4 separate regions of the Mus musculus genome follow, and all the other regions are linked to region 1. The links are chromatin loops, found by intact Hi-C in ENCODE. Cell type or tissue: heart. All regions are shown on one strand. Region 1 holds the start of Gba2 (glucosidase beta 2). Region 2 holds the start of Hint2 (histidine triad nucleotide binding protein 2). Region 3 has its middle 1.4 kb from the start of Npr2. Region 4 overlaps Fam221b (family with sequence similarity 221, member B).

Region 1 (2,500 bases):
CAACCTAGGCAGGGAGCCTGAATGGGATCATAGGAACCACGGCGTTCTAGGCAACGGAATCCACTCACCTCAAGCCCATACCGAGGTGCTTTACCAAATTACTGAGAGAGATGTTGTTAGCTTGAAAAGGTCTCCTCTTCTCTGCAAACTCGTGAGCCAAGCAGATCCGCCAGCCAAAAGGAGGCACCTGGTAGCCCCTAGCTTTACCCTCGTAGGAGGCCATCAGCTGCCCAGAGTCCTCTGAATTGCAGTAGCTTGGTTCATCCTGGGGTCCACTATCCTCGGGGCTCCCGCAGTCTGTAACCCGCACAGCCTCAGTGCCGCCAGTATCTTCACAATAAACTTGGGAATCTCTTTCGGCACAGCCGACCTGCTCTGAGGCCGGGACGCAGGTTACCATGTTCACTGGATCCTGGGTCCTCACGACCCCGGTGGCCTCGGTTCCCTCTGACAGGTTTCTGACGTTTCAAAACGCTGATGCCAGTTGCAGTTAGGTGCAGTCCGGGAGGGCCCGATGCTGGGGAAAGCCGTGGGACGTTGGTATCTGGGTAAAGTCAGAGAGCTCCTGCTGCTGCAGCAGCGGCTACAGCAACAAAGTCGCCACGGCCTCTCCCTGGGTCGCGTCTCTAGATCCTAGGCGGGAAGGGTTGGGCCTTGTTGTCATTGGGCCGCGGTGATTAGCACGCCCGGCCGAGGGCCGACCAGCTCCACGGACGGGGGCGGTGCCGCGGTACCTGCCCGCAAAGCACCGCCTCTGGGACCCGCCCAGGAGCTCCCGGCGACCTTCGGCCCCGCCCCGGGCTGCGGCTCCAGCGGCTCCAGGGCTGGGTACCGGGTCCCTGCAGCCAGGATCCCCCGCGCCCACGCTCAGGTGCCACCGCTGGGAAGGTGACCCGCAGACCCGGGACCACCGGATCCCTTTCCGGCCGGAAGCACCCCGCAAGTCGGACCGGAAGGGGCGCCTCAACCCTGAAATGTGACAAAGGAAGTCCCGCCTCTGCCGCGCGACAGACTCCGCGGATGCCACCGAGCTCCGAGCCGGTCTCGCAGGGGCGGGTAGGTGAGGACCTCCATGCGTAAGAATCTGAGTTTGGAGACGCGCGGCGATGTCCTGGGCTAGGACGTGGAGCCTCGAGGGAAGCGGGGACAGAGGCAGGCCTGGGAGGCGGCGCAAGGGGCCTAACCCTGGGCGCAAGGAGGTCTGGAGCTAAAGCGACGCCCTCCCGCAGGCAGTTCGGAGTCAGTTTCCGCCACCCCACCAGCTCCTTAAACCCCAGTGCTTCCCACCCTCACTGAAACTTGAAAAAAAAAAAAAAAACAACCCACTTCTTGCCCCCCTCGGACTCAGGTCTAGACTTAAGCCTAGGTCTTAAACACTCCTTCCTTCATTTCCCCGTACTGACTTCTGGCACTCTGTTTCCTTCTAGATTTGGTTCCGGAGCTGCCATGATCGAAGTGGTAGCTGAGCTGAGCAGAGGTCCTGTGTTTCTGGCGGGGGAGGCTCTGGAATGTGTGGTGACTGTCACTAATCCCCTTCCCCCGACCGCCACTTCTGCATCCAGGTGGGGATGCTGGTATTGGAGGTGGTGGCCCTTCCGGGAGGAAGCCTGGTATCGCTCGTTCTAATTAGAGCTTTGGTTGTTCAGTAACTACACTAGCATCAATCACCACCTTCTTGCTCATTGTAATGAAGGGCTTTTAAACAAATATGTGGATGGCAGGACCCCTTACTCTCCTTTGCTCCTCCTCCCGGTATCACTCCTTTTTGAGTTCAATGTACTTGATGTTGTTGTGTAATGGTTTTATTTCAGGGGTTCTGGATTCCCTGGTCACTAAGATAGTCATCTAACCTTGGTGATCTTGGTCAGACAGTTTTCTAGAGAAAGTATTGGTGAAGTCAAGAACTAGGTTCCCATACCTTCGTTTCCCTTTTCCACAGTGAGGCTCTGGCCTGGGCCAGTGCCCAGATCCACTGCCAGTTCCATGCCAGCGAGAGTCGAGTAGCACTGCCACCCCCTGACTCTAGTCAGCCGGACGTCCAGCCTGACAGCCAGACTGTCTTTCTGCCACACCGAGGTTAGAGAGAGAGAGAGAGAGAGAGAGAGAGAGTGTGTGTTTGTCATGGAGGGAGGGGAAGTTATTGTCACCCCAGGGTAAAGTTAAGTTGTTCTTGTATGACATGGTCACCAACACATCAGTGGTGGAAGGGAAGGTAGCTTGATTTGGGACTATAAGACTTACCTTATTACAACAGAAAGAATTGGCGGCTTCCCCTGCCTCCACTTGCTGTGTGACCCTGGTTGGCAATGGACAATGGAGTCCATTGAAGTCTTTTTGACTTTTCATAGGTGAGAGGGGCCAGTGTATCCTTTCTACTCCACCCAAAATTCTGTTTTGTGACCTGAGGCTAGACCCTGGAGAGTCCAAATCATGTGAGTGATTGTCTCCCAACCCCAGATTGCTTTCTAAGTCTCCTGGAGGGAGGACTCTGGCTGCTTCT
Region 2 (2,500 bases), 78 kb after region 1:
TGAATGAAACTCTTTACTGTTTTTAACGTATTTCTACTACACGTTTTCTGATCTTTAAGCCTTGTTACTTGATTTAATGTATTTGTCCTGACACTGGCTGATTTCTCATTTGGGTGTCAAATCTTATTGTGCAGCTTTCCTGTTAGTGTTTCTATGCAGGCCAAGCTGGCGCAGTCCTGGTAATTCTGCTGCCACAGTCTCCCACATTGCTGGGATTATAGGAATGCGCCACCATGCTTGGCTTCTACACTGGACTTTCGGTTCCAGTCATGTGAATCAGCGGAGTTACGGAAGAGTTCAGCTAAGTGAACTAGGCTGTACCTGAGGGGATAATAGGTAGGGATATCCCAGTTTCCCACCGGTTCAGAGAGGGCTGGAGCCAGTGTGTGACACTGAAGCAAAACAGTGGGGTCAATGAAATCGCTGCTGCGTGTGGTGGTGTGTGAAAGATGAAGGAGCAAAACTGGTGCACATTATAGGGTCAGAGGTCCGAGGAAGACAGCCGGCTAGCTCCCAGAAGGGAGCACTCACTTCTTGCAAGGGGCACGGTTGAGGTAAGCCGAGAGCTGGCTCCCGGACAGCAGCACACGCTCCATCTCAACCGAGACGCCCCCCGGCTGTTCCCAGAAGCGGTCGCAGGCAGATCGCTTCTCTCCGGGACTGGAGTCAGACCTGCCCGCCCGCAGAGTCCCGGAATTTGACCCTTGGTCGAGGCAGTGGCTCCGCGGGGATGAGTGCTGCGCGTGCCGGGCCCGGAACGCGCCAGTGCCTGCAAGACCCCTCGTCCCTCTGGCTGCTTCTCACCTGCGCCCCCCGGGCCCCCGCGGCAGCCAGGGTTCTGCGCGCAGCGCGCAAGCCCACGGCCAGCAGCACAGCAGCAGCCATCTTCCTGAGAGTGTCGCCTGCAGGCGCAGCCCCATTGGCCGTGGCCTGCTGGGGGGCGGGTCCCGTCGTACATCTCATTGGCTGCCTCTGCGAACGCAGGGCCAATTTTTGTTTGGTAGCGTGAAAACTCTTTTTCCATTGGGTCCCTACGCAGTTTCACTCTGAGATACATTCCCATTCCATTGGAAGGACTAAACCTGGGGGTGGGATATTCTCCTAATGGACTCAGGTTCGCCACCTTGACCAAGCGCTCGTTCTCGGCCTGTCCCTTTTAGCTCTGGCCCCTCTTGAGGGGTAAGGGGGGTGAAGAGGGCGGGGCCTCGCCACCTGCTGTACAAAAGGCTAAAAGTAGCGCAGACCCATCTCCGCATTGGTCAGGAGGGCGGGGTTCTGAGGACATTCGGTGTTTATTGGCTCCCGAAGAACATGGGCGGGACTCAAGGTGAATTGGGACCTTTTTTTTTTTTTTTTTTTTTTTTAAAATCTGTAGGGTAGGCACCCAGTCTTTTCTTAACAATTTCAGCCTTTGGACCACTGCAAAGATTTAAAACATATCGTATGAAAATATCTTTTTAAAATCGAGATCAATTTCTTCCTGTTCTTGCTCCCACTTACATCAGTTTTCAGGGCATTTTTTTTTCCTTAAACGAGTGAGGATGTATGTTATACTATGCGTTATTCTTTTCTCCACTTCATAAATGGTGGGTGGTATCGTTACCTCTGTGCCCAGCATTTTCAGTGAGGCAGGTCTGATTGTATACACTTTTTTTAAATACAAAAATTGTGTGTGTGTGTGTGTGTATACGCCTGTGGGTTATGTGCATATGGATGCTATAAGGCGTAGGATGTCCTGGCGCTGGAGTTACAGGCTGTTGAGAGCCACCTGATGTATGTGCTGGTAGCTGAATTCCAGTGCTCTCCAAGTTCAGTATATGTCCTTAGCTGCTTAGCCATCTCTCCAGCCCTTAAAGATTTATTTGTTTACATGTGGGTGTATGTGCAAGCCCATGTGGGTGTCTGTAGAGGCCAGAAGAGGGTGCCAAAGATGCCTCCTTAAAGCTGGAGTTACATACACATAGTGTGAGCCTCCTGATGTGAACCAAGTTTAAGTCCTCTACAAGTATAGCAAGCACTGAACCATCTCGCCAGTTCTGCTTCATGTTTTGAAATAAGAAACACAGTATTTCCCTTGAGCAGCAGAGGCAGGAGGATCACTCATGATTTCCAGGCCAGTGTGGTCTACACAGCAAGACTCTGTCTCAAAAAAACACTAGTATCCCCTCACTCCCACCCCTCTAAATACTCACCACCTGGAGAGTTCTGGTCTGGCACAATAAGGTAAGTTACTATTATATCTTTAGAGGCTGTTATGTGTTTGCACATGTCCTGATATATAAATGCTCAACAGTTGAGTATTTGGTGTTTTGCTGTTCTGCAGCTTTTTATGGTAGTAATAAATGTCATGCTCCTTGTTATGTTTTTCAGATTACGGTAGTTTATACACTGCAATGGCCACACACTGTGTCCCCAGTGACCTGATCACAGTAACTCTATTAACAGAATTAGTTTTATATGATTATCACAGCACATACCACCAATGCCGAGACACTCTGGA
Region 3 (2,500 bases), 51 kb after region 1:
CAGGCGTCCCTGAAAGACTTGGCTGGGCCTTGGTGGCCGAGACACTGTGAGTCCATGAATCAGCAGAATTTCTACCAAGAGGCTCCTCACCTTAGGAATCAGGGAACCCGGTTTCCAGTTTCTGTTCCACCACTGAAAAGCCATTTCGGATTAGAGGGTCGGGGGTGGGGGCTGGGGGGTGGGGATCGCGACTGTGTGACCTGTCTCTTGGCGGCTGCTTTCGATTTCGATTATTTCTGGGCAGGTGGACTGGAACCATTCTACCTCTGCGCTCTGTGAGTTGGCAATGTTATGTTATTTTTGCCCTGCTCTGCTCTTCTCGCGAGAACAGTGATTTGGTTGACTGGTGTGGAGCTGGAGAACAGCATGTGGTGAGTGCCTGCCGCATCCTGGAGACTGAGGCGAGGAGCACTGGGAGTGGGAGAGCAGCATGAGCCATGCCCCCAGTACCTGTTTCTAAACAAGTAACTATAAACAAACGAATAAATAAATAAATAAAATAATATACATAAATAAGTAAATATAAATAAATAGAATAATATATAATATACATAAATAAGTAAATATTTATAAATAAGAGAGGAACCATTTTTTTTGAGACATTTGCTATTTAGCTCAGGCAGTCTCTGAACTCACTATGTAGCCCAGGCTACTCAAATTCACGGTCGTTCTACCTCAGTCTCCCAGTCCCAAGATGACAGGCCTGAGAGTCGTGTCTTTTTCATATTGTCCATCCCCTTTGTGACTGCTCTTCCTTTTATTGCCCAGACAGAGCATAATTCCTTTTCACCAACAGGATTGACAGCCTGGAGCAAGAATTCATTTCCCTCGGTGTTCTTTAAAGGGGGGAGGGGTACCCATAAGCTTCTATTTGGATAGAGCATCCAGCAGGGCCACTTGTCAATGTGGCTTTCTTATGACCTCTGTGTTCACTCCAGGGACCAGGGTTTTTAGCTGTGTGCCCCTCTAAGGCAAGAGCTGAAACAATTAGCTTCTTTCGTGTTCCAGCCTACAGCAGCCAGAACTCATGGCTCTGAATAAAAAGACTCGGTCCTTAATTTCTCCTCAAGCCACTAGGGGTCGCCTTCATCTCAGAGAAAGATTGTCCTCAGCCTGCAAGCTCTCAGTCTCTGCTGGGGAGCCTTTGGCTTCTTGGCACTGTGATTTCTGGAGAAGTGGCTTCAAGTGGGAGAGAAACTGGCTGTCGGCATGGAGGAGAATGTGTTTATGTGCATGTCCTTTTTGATAATTTGAGAACTCCCCAAGGTGCCATAGCTGTTCCCTTTGCAATGATGTCATCTCTCACAAGCTGTTCTTCCAGATGGGGTCAGCACTCCAGATAAGGGGTACCTGGATGAACTTTCTAGCCTGGAATTTTAGGAGTGAGGTGGATCCCTAGGTGGGGGTACAATGAACTTTAATTGCTGAGGCCTGTTAGGCTTAGTCAGTCCATAAGCTCCCACCAAGTGTGGCTCAGGAAGACAAAAGGACAAGGCCCTGGGAACAGATGGCTGATGGATCCAATAGGCATAAGAGCAGAACGACCGTGGAGACAGAAACAGAGTGGAGAGTTGAGTCCCCAGGAAGAGGAGGACTCGTGGACTCCATAAAGATCCGAGAAGAATGGAGTCCTTTGGTGCCATGAGGGTCTGACTTCCTCCTGCCTGAGGAAAAGCACTCTGGCGTTGAGGAGATGGGTAGAGTTTTCCCTACCCAGGAATAAATGGATACCCAGTGATTGGGGATTTCTGACAGTTTCCTGGAGACTGGAGCATCTGCGGAAATCTGATTGAGTGAATGGACTCTAAGAAAAGTGGGGTGTCAAGGGAAGAAGGCAGGCATGAGTGAGATGGGAGCAGTCCTGTGCACAAGGGGCTTGGGGGAAGCAGAGGAAGGCCCTTACAGTATGGGGACGCCCATGAACCTCGCTGGCCTAGAGGCCCGGGGTGCTGAGCCCCTGGGGCGCTCACCGGGTGGTTTGGGGACTGGGAGGTCCCTGGGCGCCAGGCAGGGGTGGGGGTGGCAGCAGCAGCCGGAGGGTGGGGCCGGGCGGGGAGGGGAGGGGGAGGGGCGGGGTCGGGCGGCCTGCCGGGGAAGTCACACTCGGCCGCCGCCGCGGGCGCAGCGAGCGGAGACGCGCCGGGCCGAGGCGACCTGACCTGGACGAGCGAGCGGCGCGCGCGGGGGCCCAGGCGGGGGGCGGGAGGCAGCGGCGGGCAGCGCAGGCCGCCGGGCCCGGGAGAAGCGGAGCGGAGAGGAGCGGGGGACACGGGCGGGGCCGCCGCAGCTCCGGATGGGACCAGCGCCCGGGCCCGTTAGTCCAGGCAGGAGCTTCGGGAGAAGCCGTCACTGGGAGAGTCACCCCTGCCTTTCCCTCCCCTCTGGCCCAGGCCTCGCTTCGCTCCCTGCCTGCCCATGTCCCAGTCCTTCCGCGGCGGGCGCCCTCCCACCTCAGCCCGGGGCTCTGGCTTCTCGCAGCTCTTTGCTCTCCCGGCCCGAT
Region 4 (2,500 bases), 88 kb after region 1:
AGCAGGGACCACTGGGCGGCTTGTAACACCTGGGAAGGGAGGGGCTGAGTAACCAGAGGGGAGAGAAAAGGCCTTAAGACTAAGAGGACTCACATGCAAAAGAGTAACCCAGTCCCCCACTTCTGGGTAAATCAAGGGTAGTGCAAAAGCCACAGGGACAGGGGAAAGGTAGGGACAGTTACCACCAGCTCTTTTCTCCTTCTTCTTCTTTGCACGAAGCCCAGGCTTGGCTGCAGGGATCTTACTAGTACCCACTGCCAGCTCATCTTCCCCTGCTTCCCCCTCCTTTGTAGATTCGTCCTCCTTGGCCTGGGTTGGTGATTCTGAAAAGGAGTGCTTTGGAAAGTGCTCAGATTCAGGGACCTGGGTCTGTGGGACTTTATCAGAGGTAAGCTCATGGGACGACTCAGGGATACTGGCTGTTGGTGAGACCTCAAGAGGTTCTTTTTGGACTTCGGAGACGGGACTCTCATACTTGGGGATATTGGCTGTTGACGAGACCTCAAGAGGTTCTTTTTGGACTTCAGAGATGGGACTCCCATACTCTGGGATATTGGCTGTTGGTGAGACCTCAAGAGATTCCTTTTGGACTTCAGAGATGGGACTCCCATACTCTGGGATATTGGCTGTTGGTGAGAGCTGAAGAGGTTCTTCTTTGACTTTAGAGATAGGACTGTCATAGCCAAACTCCTCCAAAGGAATCTCAGCGATGGCTTTTTCTAGAGAGGTCACAGATTGAGGAGACAGTTGGGGTGGTAGGGAAAGAAGCCCAGAAGAACTGGACTTTACAGGAGGAGTTCCAGAGACAGAAGAATCCTGGAGGCCCTCAGCGCCCTTGGTGTCGGGATTCAGGGAGGCAGGTGTTTCAAGATGGATTTCTGGAGGCTGGAAATGTTTCTGTGAGCTGGAGGGCTGTAAGGGAGTTTCATGGGTAGTGGCCTCGTACAAGTCTTCAGCGTTGGTGTCCTCTAAAGAAGGCTGTTCCTTTGCATCCTGAGTGTCCTGAGGGCCTTCTGTGGTCTTATTTGCTTCCATCTAGTGGCAGAATAAGGTACAGGCTCCATTAGGCTGAGGCTGGAGGGTCTATAAGTCGGGGCAGAGCCCCAGGGTTCACAGATGGTACAGATAAGGAAAAAAAAATTAGTACTGCACCTAAGACATTACAAGTAAGAAAGAAGTCTGAATTTCAGGGTGCAGTGCCAGGAGGGTCTCTCATGTATACTCCCCCTCCCCACAGTACTATTGTAGGGTGGCAAGGAGCTAGAATTTAAAGATGAAGCAACAGAAGAAGCAGTCAGAATCTCATCAGTAGATGGTAGCAGAGGACCATGGCCCAGGAGGGAGCCCCAACACAGCTACTTTGCCAGTCCAAGTGCAGGGTGTGGGGCATGTCTTAAGATCCTGGAATTGTAGCTCTGGAGTGCCCGAGTGGGGTTGGCTTCGAAGAGCCCAGGAGAATGCCACAGAACACACAGCTGTTGTCCAGGGATACCAGCCTCCTTCCTTAATCTCATTTATGTGCAAGGCTTCAACTACTTCCAGCTACATGCTGTGTCCACTTGTGCTCCCCTCTTTTTCTTTTGAAGGCCTTGTAGCCCAGGCTCTTTCTGAACGCCTTATAGGACTCCTGCCTCGGCCTTGTGAGGATGACATTATAAAGGTGCATCACCGTGCCTGGCTACCTCTGGCTTCTAAATCTGCATCTCTAACTCAGATCTCGTTATTCCCTTGTGCTTTAGGTGCGCATGCCTGGTCTTTCCCAGGGAAGTCCCACTCCCTTCAAACCTGGAAATACATGTCTTACCCTAGTCTTCTGTAGTGCCATCTGCAACTAGCACCACTCTTAATCTTCCAAACACGCCCCAATTGTATCTCTTTCTCACTGCTCCCTTCAATTTGTTCATGTCCTCATTATCTTCTGCCTGGCGGTACAGTACCATTGGCTCTCCACTACCACCTCTGCATATCCACCCACTCAACCTTACACTTAGGACATATTTTATAAACATCCCAAACTAACACTTTACTCAGGCACCATGTATGCATCTGGGACCAGATGAGCTTGAGAGGCAATGCAGCACACAGGAGCAGAATGGATGGCTTGTCTCCAGGATGCTGTGAAGAGGGAGGGTGCTAGATTCACCCTAGAAAGATCCAGGAGGGAAGCTCTTTCCTCCTCCAGCAAGACCTTTTGAACACACACAACCTTCTGAACCAGCCTAATGGATGACATCCAAGTTTCTTGGCCCTGACTGGCAAGGTCTGTTGTCACCACCTCAGACCCTTTCAGGTGCTAAGGAATGAACTGGAGGCTTTTATATGCTGGCAAGTGCTCTATCATGGAGCTACACCCAAAAACCCTTGGTATTTTGAGACAGGGTCTCACTATAGGCCTGGCTGGCCTAGAATTTGGACCAAGCTGGCTTTAAACTGGCAATAATTCTCCTGCCTCTACTTCCCAGGTACTGAAATTACAGGCCAGTGCCACCACTCGGGCTTC

The links. Peaks named below come from ENCODE experiments on the same cell type or tissue, not always from the same donor. Only the 100,000 strongest peaks of a DNase experiment are listed, where the experiment ranks them.
Region 2: it touches region 1 in a loop (1.9-fold over the local background); 9 of 42 quality-filtered maps call a loop at or near these places.
Region 3: a loop joins it to region 1, with 1.9 times the contacts of the local background. A loop is called at or near these places in 3 of 42 quality-filtered maps.
Region 4: a loop joins it to region 1, with 1.9 times the contacts of the local background. A loop is called at or near these places in 9 of 42 quality-filtered maps.

Annotation. Positions count from the first base shown.
Region 1 is chr4:43,577,948-43,580,447 of GRCm38, forward strand. It overlaps Gba2 (glucosidase beta 2), which reads right to left and starts at 917. Exons shown (of 17, transcript NM_172692.3): 1 at 69-917. The coding sequence starts at 400. Rgp1 (RAB6A GEF compex partner 1) reads left to right here and starts at 788. Exons shown (of 9, transcript NM_172866.3): 1 at 788-1,056; 2 at 1,428-1,562; 3 at 1,940-2,076; 4 at 2,349-2,432. The coding sequence starts at 1,447. In heart, a CTCF peak has its summit at 946; a DNase peak (open chromatin) is centred at 694; H3K4me3 peaks cover 2,188 bases; H3K27ac peaks cover 1,781 bases.
Region 2 is chr4:43,655,555-43,658,054 of GRCm38, forward strand. It overlaps Hint2 (histidine triad nucleotide binding protein 2), which reads right to left and starts at 891. Exons shown (of 5, transcript NM_026871.1): 1 at 805-891. The coding sequence starts at 885. It also overlaps the pseudogene Gm4748. In heart, CTCF peaks have their summits at 1,198 (motif pointing left) and 1,912 (motif pointing right); DNase peaks (open chromatin) are centred at 304 and 1,097; H3K4me3 peaks cover 1,981 bases; H3K27ac peaks cover 1,324 bases.
Region 3 is chr4:43,629,276-43,631,775 of GRCm38, forward strand. It overlaps a transcript of Npr2 not described here. Among named protein-coding and RNA genes, the nearest start is that of Npr2, 1.4 kb to the right of the region's middle. In heart, a CTCF peak has its summit at 1,083 (motif pointing right); DNase peaks (open chromatin) are centred at 1,146 and 2,266; H3K4me3 peaks cover 1,931 bases; H3K27ac peaks cover 1,094 bases.
Region 4 is chr4:43,665,575-43,668,074 of GRCm38, forward strand. It overlaps Fam221b (family with sequence similarity 221, member B), which reads right to left. Exons shown (of 7, transcript NM_175517.3): 2 at 183-1,035; 3 at 1-29. The coding sequence starts at 1,035. Among named protein-coding and RNA genes, the nearest start is that of Fam221b, 2.0 kb to the right of the region's middle. In heart, a CTCF peak has its summit at 1,045 (motif pointing left); no DNase peak of the experiment used is centred here; H3K27me3 peaks cover 2,152 bases.